2 separate regions of the Mus musculus genome follow, and region 1 is linked to region 2. Evidence: chromatin loops called from intact Hi-C (ENCODE). Cell type or tissue: heart. All regions are shown on one strand. Links, peaks and the distances in the headings refer to the core of each region. The heading gives the core; the rest is flanking DNA. Region 1 overlaps Rnf144a (ring finger protein 144A). Region 2 holds the start of Rnf144a (ring finger protein 144A).

Evidence for each region. A loop is a pair of places that touch in the nucleus more often than their neighbours do. Peaks named below come from ENCODE experiments on the same cell type or tissue, not always from the same donor. Only the 100,000 strongest peaks of a DNase experiment are listed, where the experiment ranks them.
Region 1: a loop joins it to region 2, with 2.3 times the contacts of the local background. A loop is called at or near these places in 10 of 42 quality-filtered maps.

The regions. Positions count from the first base shown.
Region 1 is chr12:26,359,402-26,370,748 of GRCm38, forward strand. The region is part of intron 3 of Rnf144a (ring finger protein 144A); the gene reads right to left. 4930549C15Rik (RIKEN cDNA 4930549C15 gene) reads left to right here. Exons shown (of 5, transcript NR_130981.1): 4 at 9,158-9,319. Among named protein-coding and RNA genes, the nearest start is that of 4930549C15Rik, 18 kb to the left of the region's middle. In heart, for the core only: no CTCF peak of the experiment used is centred there; a DNase peak (open chromatin) is centred at 8,140.
Region 2 is chr12:26,410,442-26,421,788 of GRCm38, forward strand. It overlaps Rnf144a (ring finger protein 144A), which reads right to left and starts at 4,821. Exons shown (of 10, transcript NM_001081977.2): 1 at 4,660-4,821. It overlaps Mir6538 (microRNA 6538), which reads right to left and starts at 4,569; the gene lies at 4,460-4,569. In heart, for the core only: CTCF peaks have their summits at 4,891 (motif pointing left) and 5,093; DNase peaks (open chromatin) are centred at 2,540, 3,730, 4,320 and 4,880; H3K4me3 peaks cover 1,815 bases; H3K27ac peaks cover 2,222 bases; H3K27me3 peaks cover 1,812 bases.

The DNA of each region.
Region 1 (11,347 bases), core at 1,168-9,167, 52 kb before region 2:
TAACTCATAGCTATCTTGGGCCTCTGACATTTGAAGGCCACCGACAAGGTTCTTGACACTGCAGAATAGCTCCCTGTCCCCAGGACTACAATGAATGACAGACTCCCTTTTCCTAGTAGTCTGCTGCTGAACCCTATGCAAAGGTGATGGGGTATGGAAGGCTGGGATGCACTTCCCAGGAGTGTCCAAACAGCTTCATAATGACAGGGACACCATTTCATCTTTCCATCCTAGTGACTATTAGACTTGCTCCCTCCAGCTCTCAATGTTTAGTGCTGATGGATTCTCCTTGCAGAGAATCCAGAATCAGACGCTTCAAGAGCACAGTGATTTGAACATGGCTTGTCTACTATGTCACTACTGTGCCCTAGCGATCCACCTCAGCAGTAGCACAGAGTAAGAACTAGTCTGTAACACTCATGTGACACCCTACAGCTCTTCTCTAAGAAACAGAAAATGCTCATTCAACAGAGCATGCATGGGTTGGGTGGCATTCGGCTCCATGTACACTGAGATGTTTATAAGACTCATGTCCTGTCATCTGCACTTTGTTGGGATGACCCTGCATGGGGAAGAGCCAATCCCAGCTTCCTAAGAACAAGCAGTCTGACTCTGGGCTCTGGGCCAACTCTGGGCACTTGGTACAGGACCTGAGCTCTAAGCTTCCTCCGAGACTCAGGCCTCCTGTAAAATTAACCATCACTTGCTAAGTTGCAGTGACCTGGTTAAGAGCTCAGAGACGCTATTAAACAAACGTGGGTGATAGTGAAAGTCAGTGAAATGGCGCTTTTGCTAGGCAGAGGGACATACTGCAGGGGCTTAGAAATGTTGTTGTCTTTAGCTGCATATGTATCAAAAGATGGCCTAGTCGGCCATCACTGCAAAGAGAGGCCCATTGGACTTGCAAACTTTATATGCCCCAGTACAGGGGAACGCCAGGGCCAAAAAGGGGGAGTGGGTGGGTAGGGGATTGGGGGGGGTGGGTATGGGGGACCTTTGGGATAGCATTGAAAATGTAAACGAGGAAAATACCTAATTAAAAATAAATAAATAAATAAATAAATAAATAAATAAATAAATAAATAAATAAATAGCTACAGAGAACAAAAAAAAAAAAAAGAAATGTTTCCATGTTGTGATTAAGTTACTGTCATTCATGGAAGTCATCTACACATCAGCAGTGGGAGGATGTTCCTCATGGCATTCCCTGTGATGTTAGGAACCTCTGCGTGTGAGGTGCCTGTTAAAGGGATTGGTAAGGCAGAGAAAGGAAGCACGTACCATACCGAGGAAGGGAACAGGAGCCAAGGTTTTGAGGTGAAAATTTCAAAGTCCACACCACTCTCACTGTGGGTTTACTACAGAGTGGGCACGGTCACCAAAGGAAGCTATCATCTGATTAAAAATGAGGACAGGCTATTTTTCTTCCTCCAGTATTTCTTTATAAAAAATGAATTTCAATAACTGCAAAGCCAATAGACGTTTTAAACATAAAAACAATGTAAAACTGATCACAGAAAAAAAAAGTTCATGTTTAATCCATCCAGGGCTTCAAAAATCACTAACTAAAAAGCTAGGCACGGGGCGCTTCTAGCATGCTAATTTTCAGTTGGGGGTTGGGGAGTCAGGAGGGTTGCCTGAAGCTTGAGGGCAGCCTGGGCGACTCATAGAGTCCAGGACAGGAGGAGCTTCAGCGCATGACTGTCTCACAGAAACAAACAGCAGAGAGTAAATCATCAAACAAATAGCAATGACTTAAAAGATGCTGCCGACAGAACAACATGATGTGTACAGGAAATCAAACAGCTGGAAGATGCTGTTCCCAATGAGCAAAGGAAAACTCCAAATGCCCAGGCAGTGAGGTTCTAAGTTCCTGGAACACCCCATTGAGAATGGTTCAAAATAACACAGTTCATGAACCCTGGAGCATGTCAATATCTGCCCAAACTGCACAATTGACTCACTGACCCAATAATCTTATTTCTCAGCACCCAGCCAAAGTTAGTCAGTTACCATGGCCCCGCTTGCAATGCGAGACTGGAAGCCACACAAAGAGAAGGCTCGTGACATGAAGCGGAGCTCCTCAAGGTGGGAGACTTCGGAAAGAGCAGGAAAGCTGCATGCATTCGAGTGGAAAGAGCTGCAGAGCGTATGATGTAAAAACTGCAAGGCATTCAGGGATGCACAGTATAGGCTGCATTTACAGGCTTAAGCATTAGATGAGCACCAATATGCTAACCGAAGCTGTTACCTAAGGAGGTTGGGAGGGCTGCACCAGGCCCAGAATGGTCACAGGAAAACATCAGCAAGATTCCCAACAGAGACCTTTTATTTATTCATTCCTGTATTTATGTGTGCTAAGTGTGCTAATGTGTTTATATAGGTGCACATTCTCTCTCTCTCTCTCTCTCTCTCTCTCTCTCTCTCTCTCTCTCTGTGTGTGTGTGTGTGTGTGTGTGTACTTGTAATAGGGCAGAGGTCAACCTCAAGCATCATTCCTCAGGCACTGTCCACCTTATGTTTTGAGACAGGGTCTCTTACTGGGATCTGGGGCTCGCCAAATCAGCTAGGCTAGACTGGCTGCTTATCTCCTCATCTATAGCACCAGGATTCCAGGCATTGATGTACCCCTATGCCCAGCCTTTCACATGAGCACTGGGGCTTGAACTCAGATTCTCATGCTCACCTAGTAAGCAATTTACTAATGGAATAGTCTCTTCAGCCAGAAAACTCTCTCTCTCTCTCTTTCTCTCTCTCTCTCTCTCTCTCTCTCTCTCTCTCTCTCTCTCTCTCTCTCTCTATATATATATATATATATATATATATATATATATATATATATACACACACACACACACACCTACCTACCTTTAGGAAAGTTTAACACATGATGTTCACTCACTAATAAGTGGATATTAGCCCAGAAACTTAGAATACCCAAGATACAATTTGTAAAACATATGAAACTCAAGAAGGAAGACCAAAGTGTGGATATTTCTTTCCTTCCTAGAATGGGGAACAAAATACCCATTGAAGGAGTTACAGAGACAAAGTTCAGAGCTGAGACAGAAGGAAGGATCATCCAGAGACTGCCCCACTTGGGCATCTATCCCATAAACAACCAACAAACCCAGACACAGCAATTTTTGGCTGACAGGACCCTGATATAGCTATCTCTTGTGAGGCTATGGCAGTGCCTGGCAAATACAGAAGTGGATGCTTGAAGTCATCTATTGGCTGGAACACAGGGCCCCCAATCAAGGAGCTAGAGAAAGTACCCAAGGAGCTAAAGGGGTCTGCAATCCTTTAGGAGGACCAACAATATGAAGTAACGAGTATCCCCCCAGAGCTTGCATATATAGCAGCAGAGGATGGCCTAGTTGGCCATCAATGGGAGGAGAGGCCCTTGGTCTTGCAAAGATTATATGCCCCAGTATAGGAGTATGCTAGGGCCAGGAAGCAGGAGTGGGTGGGTTGGGGAGCAGGGCAGGGGGAGGGTAGAGGGGACTTTTCGGAGAGGAAACTAGGAACAGGGATAGCATTTGAAATGTAAATGAAGAAAATATCTAATAAAAAAGAAAAAAAAGTTTAACTAGGTTTTATAAACTACAGAGATTTTAATAAAAGAAGCATTGTGGCCACTGTGACCATCGTGGTAATTCAGAATAGATGGTCCATAACTTGTTTTCTTTATTCTACTGAAGAGGGGTGACCACACATGATAACTGAATTCCAAAACTGTCCGTGTAGATCTGATCTCCCGAGTGTCTCTTCCTTATTTAAAAATCTGAAATCTACTCGATTGTCAAAAGGAACAATGCCTTCGACTCATCCCCATCAGAGAAGAAGTGACTCAAGCATTTCTCATCGCTGAGTCGAACCTCCAGGTTGTCAGCCTTTGGGAAGGAGCTTCATTATTCCATAGAAGAAGGGAGAAGCAACATAAAGTCTAGCAAGAACTTAAAAAGGAGAGTAGTTGGGCTAGGGAGACAAGTCAGTAAGCGAAGTGCCTGCTGCTCAAGCATGAGGAGGACCGGAGTCCAGATGCCCGGGGCCCATGTAAAGTCAGATGTGCTGGCAGGTCTGTAAGCCCGCACTGTGGGGAGGGTCGGGGTGGGAGAGAGACCGGTAGATCCTCGGGGCTCATTGGCTAGAGGCCAGAATTCGGTATCAGGTGGCTTCCCCAATTATTCTCCAGCTCTTTTTAAAATAACATTTTTATTTATTCTTTGATAAATTCATACATATATTTTGATCAGATTCTTTCCTCCCCACCTCCTTAAACACCACTTCCCCCGACACACACACCAAACTTCATTTTCTCCTTCTTTTTTTTAAAAAGCAAAAGCAAACACAAAACATGGGGTCCCGTTTGTGCTGGCTGACTACTGGATGTGAGGCCTGCCCTGGAGTGTGGCCAATATACCCAGTGTCACTCCACTAAAGAAAAGTGACTTTCCCCACCTAATAGCAATCAAATCCCTACTGCTTTGTGGGGAGGGGTGGGACTTCACGGCCACTTCCCCACCTCCTTGCTGGGATGTGTCTGGCTCGAGCTTATGCAGACCTTATGCACGCTGCCTCAGTCTCATGAGTTCACGTGTACCATGCGCCTTGTTGTGTCCCGAGGCACGGTGTTATCTTGGAGTCATCTACTGCCTCTGGTTCCCACAGTCTTCCTGCCTCCAGTTCAGCATAGATCCCTGAGGCCTGAGGGGAGGGGTGTGATACAGACATCCAATATCGGGCTGAGCATTCCCCAATCCCTTCTCTGCATGTTAGCAGCTGTGGGTTTCGTTGCTACTTACCATCTACTTAGAGAACCTTCTCTGATGAGGGCTGAGCATTGCACCGACCTGAAGTTCTGGTTCATACTGTGACTGAGACCCCAATCAGTACCAGATCACAGTGGTGGGTGGGATGATTTCTCGAAATCAGGTCACTAACTGAATCTGGAACTAAAGATAACATTCCCAAACCCTATCTTCAACTTTAAAATTTGAAAAATCTCATCAAGTTGCTGGGTTGACCTTGAATTCACTCTGCAACCCAAGCTGGCCTGGATGTCGCAACCCTTCTGCCTCAGCCTCCCCATGAGCTGAAATTACAGGCCTGAAGCACATGCTTAGTTTGTGAACACACTTGATAGCAGGAAAGTGAGACAGAAGGAAGATGAAGTGATGAGGATCTTGTTGACAGTCACCACATCAGCTGTCCTTTGATTCTGATCACTGCACTTAGGGCAACACCACCAGTATGTGTGGTACTCCTGCAGTCATGACTCGGCCACTCCCTCCCTCAGAATCTGAGGACCCTGCTCAGACAGCCATTTTTCCTCTAGAATTCTATACTGTTCAATACTCAAGAGGTCTAAATTGAAATCCAGACTGAGCTAGTCCTCAGTCCGTCCTAACATCCACATCTTTCATTCCACTGGTGAGTATTCTGCTACAGTGAGGCCCAGAGTTTAGCAGACTGTAACTATAATGGACCACACAGTCAATACTTGCGGCTCTGTCGACCACAGCACCCCATGGACCACTAAACCCTGATGCTCAGGCCTAAAAGCATGCAGAGATAATGTGTAACCCAAGGCCTGGCTGGGATCCAAGGGCACAGGCTAGTGGCCAGACTCAGCCCACGTACCATATGCTGATCCATGGGGTGAAGCCTAGTGACTCTCGAGCCATGATGAAAAGCCCTCTCCAGCCCAAGCCTTTCCCTTCTGTGCATGTCTTTCTGTCTCAGGAAAACCTAACTTCAGAAATACAGGATTTCTGAAATTAGGGTTTGATTCCAAATCCGTAAGCCAGGAATAAGCCTAATTCTGACCTCTCTACACATCTAGGGCCACTGGTCTCTGCGCTACGACCTGGCCACCCCGTGGATATCACAGGAAGGGATATGCTTGCTCTCCAGCCACCTTAGGAAAGGTTTAATGGGAGCATCGCGCAGAAGAGAAACTGAGGAAGGCTAATGAAACAAATCCAATCTAACTCTGGTTAAACCCCTGGTGATTCTGATGTGAATGTTAGGTCTCCATACAAGGAGCCTGATGCTGTATTAGGGAGCGTGCAGCCTTGCCACATAGAGGCCTGCTGATGTGAGTCTCAGCTCAGCAAACGGTCAGTGGCAGCAAAAGCAACCTGCAGTGACCACAGCTCAGCTACCAAGTCCCCACTAAACCCCCACATCCTCCACCCATCCATCCCCTGGAATGTTTCAGCCACATTGTCTCCTGGCCAGAAAACTTACGGTTTTAAAGTCCCACAAGGAGCCCGAAGTCACAAAATGAGTCACTATCAGAGTCTAGTCTGAAGCAGAGACAAGTTGGCTATGAATTCAACTTTTATCCACCAATACCACACAGTTCCTGGGCCTCTTGGATGCTGCTGCTGGGCTTCTGTCACATCATCATTGGGTGAGGACTTTGGCTGGACTAACCAGCTGTCCATATAACATGTGTCCTGCAAAAATGCTTTCCCATATCTGCAGGGAGGTGCTGCTGGGAGGCTGGGCCTGGGTACAACCACAAAACAGAAGCCAGTCCATAGTCTCAATAGCACTTTTGACCAGAAGGGGACACAACTATGAACCATAGCTGGCAACCACAGTCCCAAGAAACAAGTACAACAAGCAGCCACTTTCACAGATGACTGATATACATTCTGAGGACTGGAGAGGGAAGGAGGAGTGAAGTCAGCCACTTTCACAGATGACTCATCCACATTCTGAGGACTAGAGAGGGAAGGAGCAGAGAAGTCTAGGAAGTACCAAGAGGTACTTCAACCCTGAAGTTCAACCCTCGCAACCCTGATTCTAGCCCTAGGAATTGAGAATCAGCTAAAACAAGGAACAGCCCATCTGGGATTGTGTTCCTACATGGAAGGCCATGCTAAAAGTGAAAACTACATTATCAACACTACAAGCCTCGTGAACTATGAAGGGTGCATGGGGCTAAGGATAAGAAATTATGTAATTTTAATTTCATTTGCCAGCAACAAGAAAGGTTGGCTGCCCAAGTTTACCAGGTGAACCGAGTGCCTTGGCATTTACCATGTCACTCAGCCTGAGATGCACCCAGGCAGCTGAGGGAACCTGCCCACAGTCCCAAACTCAGAGTGACGAGGTGGCAGAGAAGAGGAGGTGGACTCTCATCAAGGTTGGAATCCACTTCACTCTTGGCTTTTGCTGAGGCTTCAAGAGGTGGGAGGGCTCCGGGGGCATCTTGCATAATGCTACAGGACTGATAGGAGCCGTAAGGAGGGAGCAATTCACCTCCAGGCTGTATAGAAAAAAAAAGGACTCCTTCCCCAAGCTTCTGTGCTTATAAACCAACCTGCAGTTCCTGTGCTTTGCAAACCAGCAAGGAAACAAACAAACAAACAAACAAACAAACCAGGAGAGGTGCCAGAGTGATGAGCAATGAGGCAGCACTGGAATGTGAAGGGATCAGCCCAATGTCTCATGAGCAGTGACAGGCACCTGGGGTCTTGGGGACCTGCTAAGAGCAAGACAGTTCCCTGATGGGCAGCTCTTTCTTTTGTTCCTTTTGCATTTTCTGAGACAGGCGCTCATTAGCCCAGAGTCTCCTGAGTTTCAGGATTAGATCTGGGCAACCATCACACATGGCTTATAAACAGTGCTGAGGACAGAACCCAAGGTGTTATGCACACTAGGCAAACACCCTAATAGCTGGGCCAGCACATACCCACCACAGGCTTTCCTGGACTTTCCCACCATCACAACTCTTGCCCCAATCCATCCTCTCAGTGGTACTTAGCAGCTTGCTAATGGCCTAGTGGGGAGCTACAGACTCTGGCAGACTCCCTGCAGCAAGCAGGCACAGGATGACCTAGGAATTGGACTCCTGTCTCCCTATTTGTTTCTGCCACCAACTCTATGAACTTCCAGCTGCACAAGGACTCTCTAGGTCTGACTTCGACTTTATTTTTGGCATAGAGTAAAGTCATATTACCTCCCTCCTCTCCCTTTTATGGGCCTTGGATAAACAACACAGGAATTGCCATCTCCACTAGAATGGCTGGTCACAGAGTCCCCATCCATGACATTCCTCATCACCATGACCAAGTCCCAAGTGCCAAAGACAACAGCCAGTGTCAAGAAACCAGACAGCTGGAGCAAGAGGAAATTAGGCAAGGGTTCGCAGGCTTGGAAATGGAAGAGAACATGGGGGAAATCTGTACACTACACTGCTGTCCCAGAGGAACCCATGTGACTTCCTGGTGAGTGCTAAGTCCAGTTTGTGAGTCCAGCCAATGGTAGAGTTTGCAATAAAAACAAGACAAAAGGACAGTGGGAAACCCAGATGCGATATCAAAACATCAGATAGAAGCTGAAGAGATGGCTCCTTTCAAAGGACCCAAGTTCAATTCTCAGGACCCACATGGCAGCTCACAGACATCTGTAACACCAGTTCCAGGAAATCAGATTCCTTCTTCTGGCAGAAGCCAGGCATGTGCATAAAACACAGACATACATGCTAGCAAAACACTCAAATACATACTTTAAAAAATTAAAAATGTTAGATAAAATGGCAGTTATTTTTTTCTGTCTTTACTAGAAGTTCTAGGAAGCCATACTTCATATTAAAAGAAACAAAGAAAAAAATATGGCTTCTCAAAATGTTCATACAGTAGAGTCAGGAGTGACCCTATTACTCATAATCTAGATGCTCAGAGCCTTCAATTGTTGTTATGAATTATTCTGTGGGACTGAATGGTAGAGTGCTTGCTTAGCATGCAGAAGGGTCTAAGGACCATCCTCAGTACTAAAAAATAATTTAAAGAAAGATTGATAAAATTATTATATTGTATATGAGAGTAAATCTTATATTCGGTATTTTTAATCTTTTTCTTTTGCATGTGTGCACGAGTATGCACCTATATGCACAGCAATGTGGCAGGTGACAGGTCAAAGTCAATGTTGAGTGTTTTCCTTGACTGCTTTGAATCTTTATCCTTTGGGACAGTCACTGAACCTGGGGTTCACTGATTGGTCTAGACTGGCTGGCCAATGTGTTTCATGGATTTGAGTATCTGACATTTTTTTTTAAAAGGTTTGGGTACAATTGTGTATAGAGGCACATAGATAACCTGGTATCTGTTTTTTTTTTTTTTTCTTTTCTTTCTCCCAGCCTCCTCCTCACGCATAGGACCTGGGATCTGAATTTGGATCCTCTTGTATGTGGGGCACTTTACCAGTGAGCCATCTCTCTGCCTTTCAGTGATAAAATAGCATCACTAGAGAGGCTGGAGGAAACACATTGGTGATAGATTCATTTATGTCCCAGATGATGGTAAGTTTTGTATGTGTGTTAACTCATCTGCAAACTCAGTCATATACAGTAAATGAGCACAGCTTCTTAAATGTCAGACGTACCTCACTAGAGTGACTTTTGAAAGCTGGGGGGAATAAGAGATTTTGTGCACTAAATTCTGTGTAGCATGTAATTTTGCAGCAATAAATTGGGGCTCCAAACTGAGCAAAGCAAAGGGCAGCCGGCAGAGAATTAGGGCCTAGGGCTCACCCATAGGTTGAAAACTGGCCATACAGCTGGTTCACTGCCATAGCACCCTGGGGCTGATGTATGGCTGACTTGCAGCATGGATCCCCACCACAGCCTAACATGCTCTCGGCAGGCTTCCTAAAGCCCCTGCCCTTTGTGGGCCTTGTTCCATACGGTGAGGAAAATGGTATTTGCATGCTTTTGTCTCTTATGGCTGCTGGAATCAATTATCACAGTCAGGCTAGAACATAATAGAAATTAATTGCCCCACAGTTCTGGACCCTGGAGCCAAAGGGAGGACATTGGTAAGTTGGCTCCTGAGCACCATGACAAGAAACGTGGTACATCTTCCTCCCTGTTGTGTCTCTGTCCCCACACTCCTCCCTCTTACAAGAACACAACCTCAACTGAGTTGAGGCACCAACCCTATAGTAAGCGACCTTCAACCTCATAACCTCTGCCCAAGACTGCCGGCTCCCATTCTGAGGTACTGAGTCCAGGCAAGGGCTGCAGTAGAAATCCTGAAGTTTAAGGGAACACAATTTATCTACACCAGCATTGATTCCCCAGTGGGCATCAGCAGGTTGGCAGATGCAGCCAATAAGACTTGGCTCAATCAATGGGACACCATCATTATGGTCTCCATTCCCACCTCGTCACCAGCATTCCAAGAGCCTCGCCCCTGAGGATGAGCATCTCCTAAAGTAACAATGGGATGTTGTGCTTCAAGGCAACAATCATTGAGTATGCCTGAGTCCAGCCACTGGTCTTACCATGTGACCTCATGCTGTGGCTATAGCATCATTGACCTTAGACCTCTCTGATCATAGCCATCACCCAGGCTTCATTGGCCTCCCAGGTCCACTGCAGACTTTAAGATACACAAAGGGCACTGTTAATACTGTCACCTCTCTGAGGACAATCCTCAGACATTCTGGGGGCTGCTACATCAGTCTCGGAGTGTCTACCATGCTCCACAGAAGAATCTATTTGCTTTCCTGAACATTGTGGCTAGATTATTTTGTAAAGATAAATAAATAAACAATTGTACAGGTAATTCCAGCTGCTATTTTAGAAACTCGAGAAAATGAGTGTTTTGTCAAGTACGTTGGCTTCCTGTGCTCAGGACAGACCCGCCGCCACTGGTAGAATACTAAGAGCTAAGTCTTCCATGCCAGGACGCTGTCTCACGGGCTCGGCCTCATTACTGCCACAGCCACAAGAGCTCATTCAATTCCAGGAGTCTCTTCAGTGTTCCCAGAATAAATCACTGGTTTGCCCCAGCTGGGAAGCAAGGAATAATTGGCAGAGCTGGCTACACCAGTCAGGCAGGAGCCCATGCTGTGATTCGTACTGATCCATTTGGCTGAGCTCTGTGTGTTAACTGGCCTCTCTTGCACCCAACACCACCCCAAAAGGATTGCCCCTGTTCTGACTCTTAAATAATACCACATAATACTCTCTTCTGGGATTTCTTGTGTAACTAATGAAAGACAAAAGTTTCCAGAACATGCCTCACCCAACCTTCTCAATGGTGGTCCCTAGAGGTAAAGGGACTATTGTCCAGACAGGATGAGCTAGGTCTACCTATGACCTTAGATGAAATCACCTTGGGAAGTGGTATTCTGTCTTCATCAATAATGGCATTTTTCTCCAGTCATGGCTACAATACCATTGAGAGGGTCAGCCATAGCCTAAGTGTGTGCAGTTTAAAAGGATCCCAGGGGCATTCCAGCAACAAGCATCATTTGAAAAGGCAGTCACTGTGCCCAACACTAGGGGTATGGACAATTTACAGAACACACAGATCCATTCTGG
Region 2 (11,347 bases), core at 1,842-9,841:
AAATGCTTACAGTCTTTGGTTAGATATCAACAGCCCAGCTGACTAGCCAGCTCCATCCATGCCAGACTCTGAGAGCTTTCCCAGTTGCCCCATGTTGGAGGTTTGAATAAGAATGCCCTTCATAGGCCCAGGAAGTTGAACAATTGGTCCCCAGTTGGTGGAGCTGTTTGGGGTGGCCCTGCTGGAGGAAATATGTCACTAGACATGGCTTTGGTTATTTAAAGCTTCATAACTTCTTCATTTCACTTTCTCTGTTTCCTGCTTGCTGCTGAGGATGGGAGCTTCCTGCCCTGCCCTGACCATCAAGTCTGCCACTTGCTGCTGTGCATCACGGACTCGTATCCCTCTGGAACCATAAACTAAAATTAACTCTCTTCTTTAAGTTGCCTCCGCCATGATGTTTTAACACAGGAACAGAAAATAAGTAATACACCCACCTCAGTTGGCAAGCTGGGTGGGCCCAAGAATAAGACCCCCCCCCAAAGCCCACGTTACCACACCCTTCCACACAAGCTTGCTGGGAAGTTCTCAACACCCACAGGAGCTGCTGCAGTCACGGAAGCCTTCTCAGGCCACTCAGGAATAACACCTCTTGCCTGTGACAACCACACCACTTCATTGCTCTCATAAACCTGTGCTGAACTCTGACCTCCACCATAGGTGAAACTGGGCAAGAGTGAATGGCAATGAAAATACCCTGGGGAACCTTCCAGAAGGTACCAGAAGTGAAAACACTGTGTGACAAGCAAGAAGCTTGCTTTGGACAGCTCTCCAGCGTGCGGATGTCAACCAGGTGAGCTCAGAGCCTGAGTTTGTTCTACGTTTCTATACAGCCCAAGGTGTCTCATGCCATTTCAAGTCCTGATTGGACACTGGCCTTCTAATCTCCCAGATTAACAACCCGCTGGCTTCTGCAAGCACAGGGCCCACTACACTGTACATTTCCAACACAGTAGACCCCACCTCAAAAATCAACCTGCTCTTGTCTTTGATCCTAGTTCTTTCCACTGGAGATCAAGGTCACACACTCTTAATTTTCTGCAGACTTCTAAGGTCAAAGTTCAGCTTCCACATGTACCCTGTGAGACTGTGGATTATGCTTGCCCACATCAGGTGGAAGTAGACCATACACCTTTCCGCTGGCTATGAGAACTGCATTTATAATCCATATGATACTCAATACCTACCTATGAGCAAAGTTTAATGGATATACTCCTGTCTGCTCTACTACCCGCATCAGGAGTCTCGTACACAATCAAACACGAACTGACACATGACTTCAGCCTGGCAGGAAACTCACTCTTCCCTGTAACACTGAATCTAGCTTATAATCTGAGAGTGGTGGCTCTCAACCTCCCTTATGCTGAAACCCTCCAACTACAAAGTCGTTTTTTGTTGCTACTTTGTAACTGTAATTTTGCTGTTATGAGTTACAATGTAAATATCTGGTATACAGGAGGTCTGATATGAAACAGTCATTCTACCCCCTAAAGGGGTCATGCAGGTTGAGAGCCACTGCTCTAGAGCAAGCCTTCCACAGTTCTGCTCAATTGATAAGAGGTCCTTTGAGCTTTCACAAGTATGTCAAGTGTTAGCTGTGAAGCTGCAGCGGCCTCCCCAAAGCTCACTTCTCCCCATGCAGCCTTGGAGAACAGCCACCCTTCAGAGTGAAAGCACACCTTTTCCTCGGGAAAGTTCACACAAATGGCCGTATCCGTAGGTCATTCTGTACTATTGATTCTTCTAGAAATCTTCTAGAAGTGCTCCTGGACCTAGGAGAACATCTGGGCCAATGCTTTACAGCCATCCCCGGGGAACTGCAGGCATCCAGGCAAGCAGATGCTTGCCAAGGTCAGACAGCTGGGTGGGATCCCGGCTGGGAACAAATGCCCCGCAGACGTGTGAACAGGGCTTCAATTAATTTCTCCAGCTAATTAAGAAGAAGTATCCATGTGTATCGGCGATTGGGAAACCCTCCCAAGAAAAGAAGGCTAGTCTCAAATAACTTATCCAGGCTAGAAAGAATGAAAGGCACCTTCCACAAAGACCCAGGAGAAGTACAGCAATCCACCTTCCAAAGACGAGTCCACTCCACACAGTCTCAATATGGGAACATCCCACGTGGGTAGGGCTACTGCTAAGTCAAATAGACATTCTCCCAGTCAGCTAAAGATCATGGGCTCTCAGGAGAGCATTCACACCCCTGACTTATTCCAAGAAGCAAAAAGGGAAAGGGTCACTGATACTCAGGACAGATCCACCATGTGGTCTGGGCACCTGATTGCTTCTCTTCAGCTACAGTGTCCTCATGGTCATACAGGAGGGCTGAGGACCCACCTATAGCCATGCCTCTCGGTGGCTCAGGACAGGCTCCAGCAGCTCTCTCTCTCTCTCTCTCCCTCTTTGCCACTATAGAAAGAGGCCTCTAGGAGATGTTTGAACAAAAGGAGGCAGCAAGGCCAAGTTAGGAACCACAGTGGAAAAAACAGCATTCTCAGTCAGGCAACGTGGCTCCTGGCTTGGGGCCCTACGGCTGCAAGCAGGACAGCGCATTAGCTCTGAACATGGGCAGCACTGGGAAAACAGTGTGTGGTATCTTTTCCAAGTCTCAAGCCACAATAAGGCCCCAGGAGAAGCCACGTAGTCTAGGAACAGTTTGGAAACAGGCACTGTAAGCTTGCAAGCGGAGTTTTAAAAGACACTTGTAAAGTACTAACATGCAACTGTCCAGAGCTTCCGCTGGCTGGTGGCCTGTGGACTCTCCTTTTCACCCGTGTTTTCTTTCAGGAATTTATCTTTCAGTAATTCCCCCTTGACGGGGGTGAGAGGCATTGACGTGAGAACTTAGAACATCTTTAGAAAAATGAAGTCCAGGGGCTGGAGATGAAGCACAGGAGAGTATTCGCCTAGCATTCATATACACAAAGCCCTGTGTTCAAACCTCAATTATACATAAACTGATTATAGCGGTCCGTCCCATTCACTCCAATACTCCATTGGCGCAAACTGCAGAAATTTAAGGTCATGTTCAGCTCCCTAGGGAGTTAGTTCCAGGCCAGCCTGGGCTAGGGAGCCTACAAAAACTCACTTGGAAAAAAACTAAAGAGGAGTGTATATATCAAAATGTTAACTCCAGAATTCAAATTGTGCTGGGTCCAGAAAATGCTGAATTAGATGCACCCATTTTCCCAGAAGGGTCAGTTGGACCCCTGGAAAGTAAAATGGGTGTGTATGGCAAAGGGTGGTGTCTGACTTAAAACCCGACCGGGGGCACCTGGCCCTTTAACACTGCTATAGCCACCCTGAAGCATGAAGTACTTACTGTTTGTAGTCCTCCTGCAAGACCACCCATGAGTCCCACTCAACAGAGGCCAAGTCCAGAGTCTCCACCTGCAATTCAAAACCCCCTCCAGATATACTTCCCTAGCAGTCTTTAAAATGTAATAAGAGCAAAACTGTGGAAGACACTGGAAAAAGTAGTCCAGACCAATGGTATGGCTGAAGAGGAGCGAAACTTTGGCTCTTTGGGAGCCAAGGAGGCAACCCCGTGGGAACGGTTCTTCACACTCTGCATTCCTTTGCTGGTGCTTTTTCCCCCACCCTGGCTACGCCCCACTGGTCATCTGATTCCACATCCCTCCTTTAGAAAGGCCCCTGTCTCTGCTCTCTCATCGGAGGGCACACTGACCACCTTTCCTTCTGTCTGCTACTGTGTTTATGTGCGTCTCTTAGCCGTCTAAACTACTACCCTGGCCGGGGTCATTGAGAAGGACCTGTCTCCCAGACACCACGCCTGGAAGGCCCTTCCTTCCTAGAACTGTCCTAAGCAAGATTGGACTGTCCTTCTAATCCTAGGACACAGGAACCCTGGGAAGGTTTCCCAGAGCCTTGTCTAGCTCTCCTTGTTACTTGGCCTTTGACCCTGTACCAAGCAGGCTGTAGGACTGTTCAAAATAAGTATACTTTAAAGTATTCTCTGAAAAAAAGAGACCAAAACAAGAACTAGAGCAAACTTTAAGTGCGACCACCAGAGACCCGCCTAGGGTGAAGAAGTCGCCTCTTCCCGCGCAACGGCGGCGGCCAGGAAGCCTTCAGTTTTAGCAGGAGGAGCGATACAATCTCTGAGCTCCACGGATGGTGTAGAAAACCGGGAGCAATGCGGAGCACGGGATACGAGAGTCCTGAGGGGACTTCCTTGGGCAAGAGGGGTACAAGGGACACGGAGACTCCTGGGCCAGAGGCTAGCAGAGGACCATGCCCACGGCCAGGCGCGGCTAAGCACTGCGGGGTACTCGCGACTGCCACTGGCCAGAACGGACCCGACCTTCCCCACGCCCTCGCTCTGCCCATGTCCAGGTCACGGCGGGAGTCCACCCAAGGCCTGCAGACGGCCGCCCACCCGGGCCACTCCAGCAAAGCACACCCCGCGCCTGCGGCTGGAGACTTCTCCGTGGCGCGCGATCCCCAAGTGCAAGCGGCCAGGAGGACGCGGCCGTCACCCAGCGGAATCCCGGAGCATAGTCCCCATCGCCGCCCCGGAGCCCGCGGGGTCCCCGCCCGGCAGCACGGGTTAGGGGGCCGAAACCAGCCCCGCACAGCCTTATCCCGCGCGGCCCGCTCGGGCGATGCCGACACAAAGGGGACGCGCGCGTCACCCACCTGGTCCCGCGCGGTCCGGGCTCCCGCTCGGCCTCTTTGCGCGTGGCTGTGATGGCCCCGCCCGGTGCCGGCTCGCGGGTGCCGCTGCCCCGTCAGCCTCCCGCGTGCAGCCCGCCCCGCAGCGCAGCGCCCTTTATGCCTCCCCGCCCTGCGCCCTGAGAACTGCGCGCGGGGTCGACGGGGCGCGAGCGCGCACTAAGCGCGGGCGCGGGAGGCAGAGCCAGTTTGCACGCCAGCGCCCCCTGCCGTTCAGAGGTGCCTTAATGTCCATGCACCAGGACCAGGCGAGCAGCCCCCAGCAATGCCAAAGGGAGGGCCCAGATCAGTTGGGGGGTGGGGGTGGCGGGACAAGGGGGCAATGAGTCCTCCTGAAGTTGGACCCCTGTTTTCAATACTAGAAGAACGAGTGCCAACAGCTAGAAAGAAACGAGTGAAAAATCCCGACCCTACCAGTCAGAAGCTGGAAATCTCACTCAGTGAAGTATCTGGGACCCTCTAGAGTAGTCTGTCTATGCAAATTACAGCAAGTCTCTGGACTTGCCAGAACCTGCCCGACAGCTATCCTGCCTGTGAGTAGTTTACCATGAATACTATGAAAGAATCATCTTTTCACCCTAACTTCTGATAATGCAAATGAATGAGAAGAGTCCTCAACCTGCTTGGACCTGAGGCTGAGGCTCTGTGCATATATATGAAGCACAAGCCAAAGCATTTCGTTTCTTTCCCTTAGAGCCTAAGATCCACCAGTGGATGGGAATTCCCATAAGTTATTATCTTGCAATCCCTCTGGTAGGTCCTGGAAGTTCATGTCAAACGTGCAAAAATGGGTGAACCTTTTGAGTATGTATTAAGGCTAGAATGAAATGTTCCCACAGGCATGTGTTCTGAACGCTTGGTCTGCATCTGGTAAAGATATTTCTGAGAGGCTCTGGGAATGTCAGGAGGTGGGAGTTAACTAGGGAAGGCCCTTGGGGGGATCCAAGACACACACACACACACACATACACACACACACCACACTTGTGTGCGTTCTCTCTCTCTCTCTCTCTCTCTCTCTCTCTCTCTCTCTCTCTCTCTCTCTCTCTCTCTCTCTCTCTCTCTCCTAAGATGTTCTGCTCAAGCACTTTGGGTCCAAACAGCTGTGGACTGCGTTCTTTGGCTGGGGGACTGGAGAGCCTCCATTTGCTAACTCAACTTCTCTAGTTTTCCCCTAGAGAATTAAAACAGGATTAAAAGCTCTGTACCATCTACCGTCTGCTGCTACATTCCCAGGTGCATATTTGTGTTTATACATGTGTATGTGAGTGCAAGCCAAAAGTCAATGCTGGGGTGTTCACCTCTTTTTCTCTACTGTATATTCTGAACCTAAACCCCTTTAATTCATGCAGACCTGTTGGCCAGCAAGTTCCAGGAGACCTTCTGCCTCTACCCCAACCCCCATTATCCAGTGCTAGGATGCTGAGCATGCACCACATCTGTATTCTTACATGGATGCTGGTTATTAAACTCAGGTCCTCAGGCCTGCATGGCAAGCACTGTAGTGACCAAGCTGTCTCCCCAGCCCCTCATCCGATACCATCACCAGTTACTGGGCTGAATGTTTCAAATCTTCAAAGACACACACTTGATAGATACCGTGCCTCACACAAATAAGCCTAGCATTCTGAGGGCTGAGCTAGGAGGATTGCAAAGTCAAGGCCAGCCTGGACTAGATAAGTGAGAGCCTATGTCCAATAGGCAAAAGCCAAAACAAAACAAGGACACACGTGGCCTCCTAGAGCTTTGGCTTGCATCAGACTCTGTATAAATGCCTTTGTTCAAGAAAGCACACAGTGTGAAGAATCCTAACAACAGCACTTTGTTGCTTCGGCCTCTCACTGAAAGATAGAAATAGTTTTGCCTGAAGGCCTGAGCTCTGAGAGAAATGTTTTCACACCTCCCCAGGCCTGGTTGGGGAGCAAAGTTATGAATGAAGGATTGAGAGTCTGCTGGGGGAGGGGGGCTGGAAGCTCACAGCAAGTGGAAGACTTGCAGCTTGACTGAGGCTTCCCGTGTTGTCCATGACACAAAGGACTGGTAACACACTGCCTATGAATCTCTGTGGGTAGGTGAAAAATCCACCCCCATCAAAATGCATAGATGACACCTCCCAGACCTTACGTGCTAACCTGTGCATCGTCACACCAGTGACCTGACGGGCTGGCTAATGCTATGTAACTATTCCTGGGGAGATGGTCTGAGTCCACTACACAGGCACTGAAATCCAGATTTGCAGCAGACCACACAGCGAGCGCACTTCCAGGTTTATCTATGAAGCCTGTCGAATCTGCCGTTGCTTTCCACCCTCCACCCGTACCCAGGATCTATTTACCTTGTTTTTATGTGGATTATGGTACTTACCATGCTCCCGGTGTTGGGTATTTACTCTGGAGCTTAGATCACCGCTCTTCAGGATGTCTTTCTGTGAGATCCCACACAGAGCCGGAGAGTAATAAGTGCTCAATAATGAATGAAGCTGACTCCTCTGAGCCTCTCAACAGCTAATGCCATTCTCTCCAGAAAGCTGCCTGGCTCTCAAAGCCATTCCACCCTGACCGGGCTCCTCAGTCCAGCTCTTGCCTGAAGAAGACTGACTATCCCCCTGCAAGGTGGTCACTTCAAGCCTGTTTGAAAGACCTTACTGTTAGGAAGGACCTTATTGTGCTGAGGATGTACGGTTCACTGTCTCACTGGGCATGTATCTTATGATCAGCCACAGTGGGAAGTGCGGGCCCAGGGAAAGTGGGCCCGAGTCCTGGTACCCATGTAAATGCTCTAGACACTGAAACGAGGCAAAGCCACTGGGAAATTTTCTCCCTGATAAAATTAAAGGAAACTTAAAATTGTGACTTACAGTTAAAGAAAAGAAGAAGAAAAATAGTGCAACTTGTTTAAACTCCCACTTGCACACTCTAAGTCTAGGATGCACATCCTTTCGGGTTTTTTTGTTTTTTTGGTTGGTTGGTTGGTTTTGTTCCCCCTGCCCCATTAGGGACAGTCTAACTCTGTAGCCAGGATGCACTGGAACTCAAAATCTAGCCCAGGCTTCTCTCAAATTCATGAGTCTCCTGCCTCAGCGTAATGTTGTAATTTTTATTTAAATCCAATTCTCTGTTTCTAGAGAAGAGTGCAAAGTCGAGTGTCTTTCCTCTTTAAGCTTCTCTTTAGGGAAACCCAGGATCCTGAGGGACTTAGTGTTTCTGGAGACATGGGATATAACCTTCCACACGTGGCCCGTCTCTGCCTATTAATCTCATTCTGGAAGTCACTCGAAAACAAGGGCACTTTCTGCAGTGTGCACTGTCTCAGGTGAGACAAGCAGCCTACCAGGGCACAACCTCAGGAAGGAAGAAGGTTACCAAAACTCTCAGGCCATCCATCTGGGTGGGGTTCCTGCCCACACCCACATCTTCTACACCAGAGACTTCCTCTTTTTCTGTTTTGAGATCTCAAGAAAGTCTACCAATGTCCAAATGTCAAAATGGAGGACATTCAATGTGGTACAAGTAAATTGTCAGTTTCTCCACTGCAGCTGTTTAGCCACACTCAGGTAGGTGTACTGATCTGTGTCTTCCCCGAGCCTGAAGAAGTTTGTGTAAAATCCAACTATGAGTAGCTCAAAGTGTGGGCATGTTGCAAAGAGGGTGATTGCAGGTGGTATTTGTTAAGATGCAATCTAGGCAGAATTCCCAGAGACCTCATCCATTATGACTATTCTCCTTGGGAAACAGGGAAATCAGGGCACAGGTACACACTTGTACAGGGTTGGTGTACTGGCTAGTTTTGTGTCAACTTGACACAGCTGGAGTTATCACAGAGAAAGGAGCTTCAGTTGAGGAAATGCCTCCATGAGATCCAACTGTAAGGCATTTCCTCAATTAGTGATCAAGGGGGAAAGGCCCCTTGTGGGTGGTGCCATCTTTGGGCTGGTAGTCTTGGGTTCTATAAGAGAGCAAGCTGAGCAAGCCAGGGGAAGCAAGCCAGTAAAGAACATCCCTCCATGGCCTCTACATCAGCTCCTGCTTCCTGACCTGCTTGAGTTCCAGTCCTGACTTCTTTGGTGATGAACAGCAGCATGGAAGTGTAAGCCAAATAAACCCTTTCCTCCCCAACTTGCTTCTTGGTCATGATGTTTGTGCAGGAATAGAAACCCCGACTAAGACAGTTGGTAACACTGTGAGTTTGGGGTGGGAGGCCCTTCTGTAAAATAATACATATCAAAGATGAGGTGGGTAAACTACCAGAGGACTGGGAGAGCCTAGAGCAGTTACTTGTTCACTGTCTCAGCAGCCAGCCCCATCCATATCTGAACCTCAGACATCCAGACACGATTATAACAAACCAGGTGTCAACTTGCCTGGGCTATGGGATGTTCATGAAGCCATGTGTCTGAAAATGCTGAGAGACTGACCCTGGAACCATAGACTAGCTGGAACTAGTAGACATGCCCATCCAAGGAGCATGGTCCAACCCACCGAAGGCAGAAAGAGAACAGAAAGTGAGCACAGGGCAGTTTGCTCTTTGCTGGCATGGGGTTCTCTCCTGTCTTCCATGTAGGAGTTCCTGGCTCTTGATCTTAAGACTCCAGAATCACTCTGCCTGTCCCCCATTATCCATACAACTTCATCCTGATTCTCAGGCCTGTGGGCTCAGACTGACTCTCACCAGTGGCTTCTTAGGTGGCAGTTCTCAACCTGCAAAGGTGTCAAAAGACTCCTTCACAAGGAAGGCGTATCAGATATCCTGCATATCAGATGTTTACATTATTATCTATTCATAACAGTAGCAAAAGTACAGTTTAAAGTAGCGATGAAATAATTTTATGGTTTGGAGTCACCACAACATGAGGAAGTGTATTTAAGGGTTACAGCATTAGGAGAAATTTGAGAAGCACTGTTCTAAGGTATCTTGCTGGCCTGTAGAAGACCATGGGAGTCTTGTTCTTTATAATCACAGGTACCAATTCCAATGTACCCACTAGATCTTGGACCTCTAAATGATACACTTACATAGATACATATGGACTTTTATTCTATAGTATATGTGTAGATAATGCACAGAATATTTATCTAGTGGTTCTGTTTCTATGGAGAACCCAGTCTCACCCTCCAAACTGTGAGACAATACATTTTGTACCTCTTAGATGCCAATTTTGCGAGTAGGATAAGACAAGCACCTGGAACACACCCGTGTGTAAGTATAACTTAGGGAATAAGTGTGATAATAAAAAATAAAAGTGTCACCCAAAGGCAGGAAAATAAATGACACTTGGTGAAAAGGTTGGGCTTGGTGTAAAGGTTGGGCCTTTTTATTTCTGGTTTCCTTCCAGAATAGAGACATGGTGTGTCTTGTTCGCTGCCATTCCCACCACTCACAGAGAAAGTTGCAAACACTCAATGCCCGGCAATGCATAAAATGGCAAAGGAAGTCAGTGGGGGCTGGGATGTAGCTCAGTTGGTAGAGTGTTTGCCTAGCATGCACAAATGCTCAATACTGTATAAACCAGATGTACTGGCATATGCCTGTAATCTCAGCACTTAGGAGGTGAAAGCAGGTGAATTAGAAGTTCAAAACATCCTTGGTTAAATAGGGGGTAGGAGGCCAACCTAGGCTTCTCGAGAGCCTTTTTAGAAAAGATGTATATGAATCCTGCCTTCCGTAACTATGTGTGTGTCTCAGAAGCAAATGCTGTAGAATCTAGTTAGAGACAAAATAGAAAAGAGAGAAATCTCTGCCCTGGGTTTTCATTGCTCATATGAAATCCTGAGGCACAAAGAGGCCTGTGCCACTTCTGAGATCTTTGCCGGTCAGTGACATCCATGTACTGCTACCCAAGGCTTTTGGCTGGTTCAGCCATCTTTTTGCTCTTGGTTTTATCACTTTTCCATGGTAATTAATAGAATTTTACCGCTGTGGTTTGACAAATTTAAATGCTTCCTCATCTCAGATGAAATAATTAAATTACATTCAATATAGGTGAACTTGACTGTGGCAGCCGTTTAAGGTTAACTCTCTGGGTTCCAACTCCTTTGCCCTTAGCGTGTACAGACCCTGTCTTGGGTGTACATGGGACCTGCACTTCTTGATAAGTCAATGAGGAAAGTCTAAGGCCCTCAACCTTGCCTGGCTCTATCGTAGTGAGCTTTTAACTGTATACAGAGCCAATGGGAGCCCAAAAAATGTCAACGAGGGCTTGGGTCACCCATTGAAAAGACAATTCCCAAATAGAAGCCTGCATGTGTTAAGTTGTAGAAATTTTAGGTTCCTTTGTTACTGTAGAATAGTCAAGTCTAAAGGAACACATACACTATGCACTAGCCTTAAGCAACATTGATTTGTAATGCCTTTTGTCTTTATAGAGAAACAAAGAATAGTGTTGAACAAGTAGAGTCACTCAATCTTAAACCTGAAACAAGGGGATACAATCTAAAAGTCTAGAATATGGGAGAGGTCCAGACAGAATACATCCCAGAAAGGATTGCAGGAAAGAACTCATGTCTGTGTCCCTGACAACTCAGAGTCCTGGTCTCATTCACAAAGGACACTGCCCCATGACATGTGACTCTCAAGGTTTAAAATAAAGAGCACAGGAAGACAGAATATGGTATTCTACCACCTGGGTTTAGGTGAGATTTCTATAATGCAATGG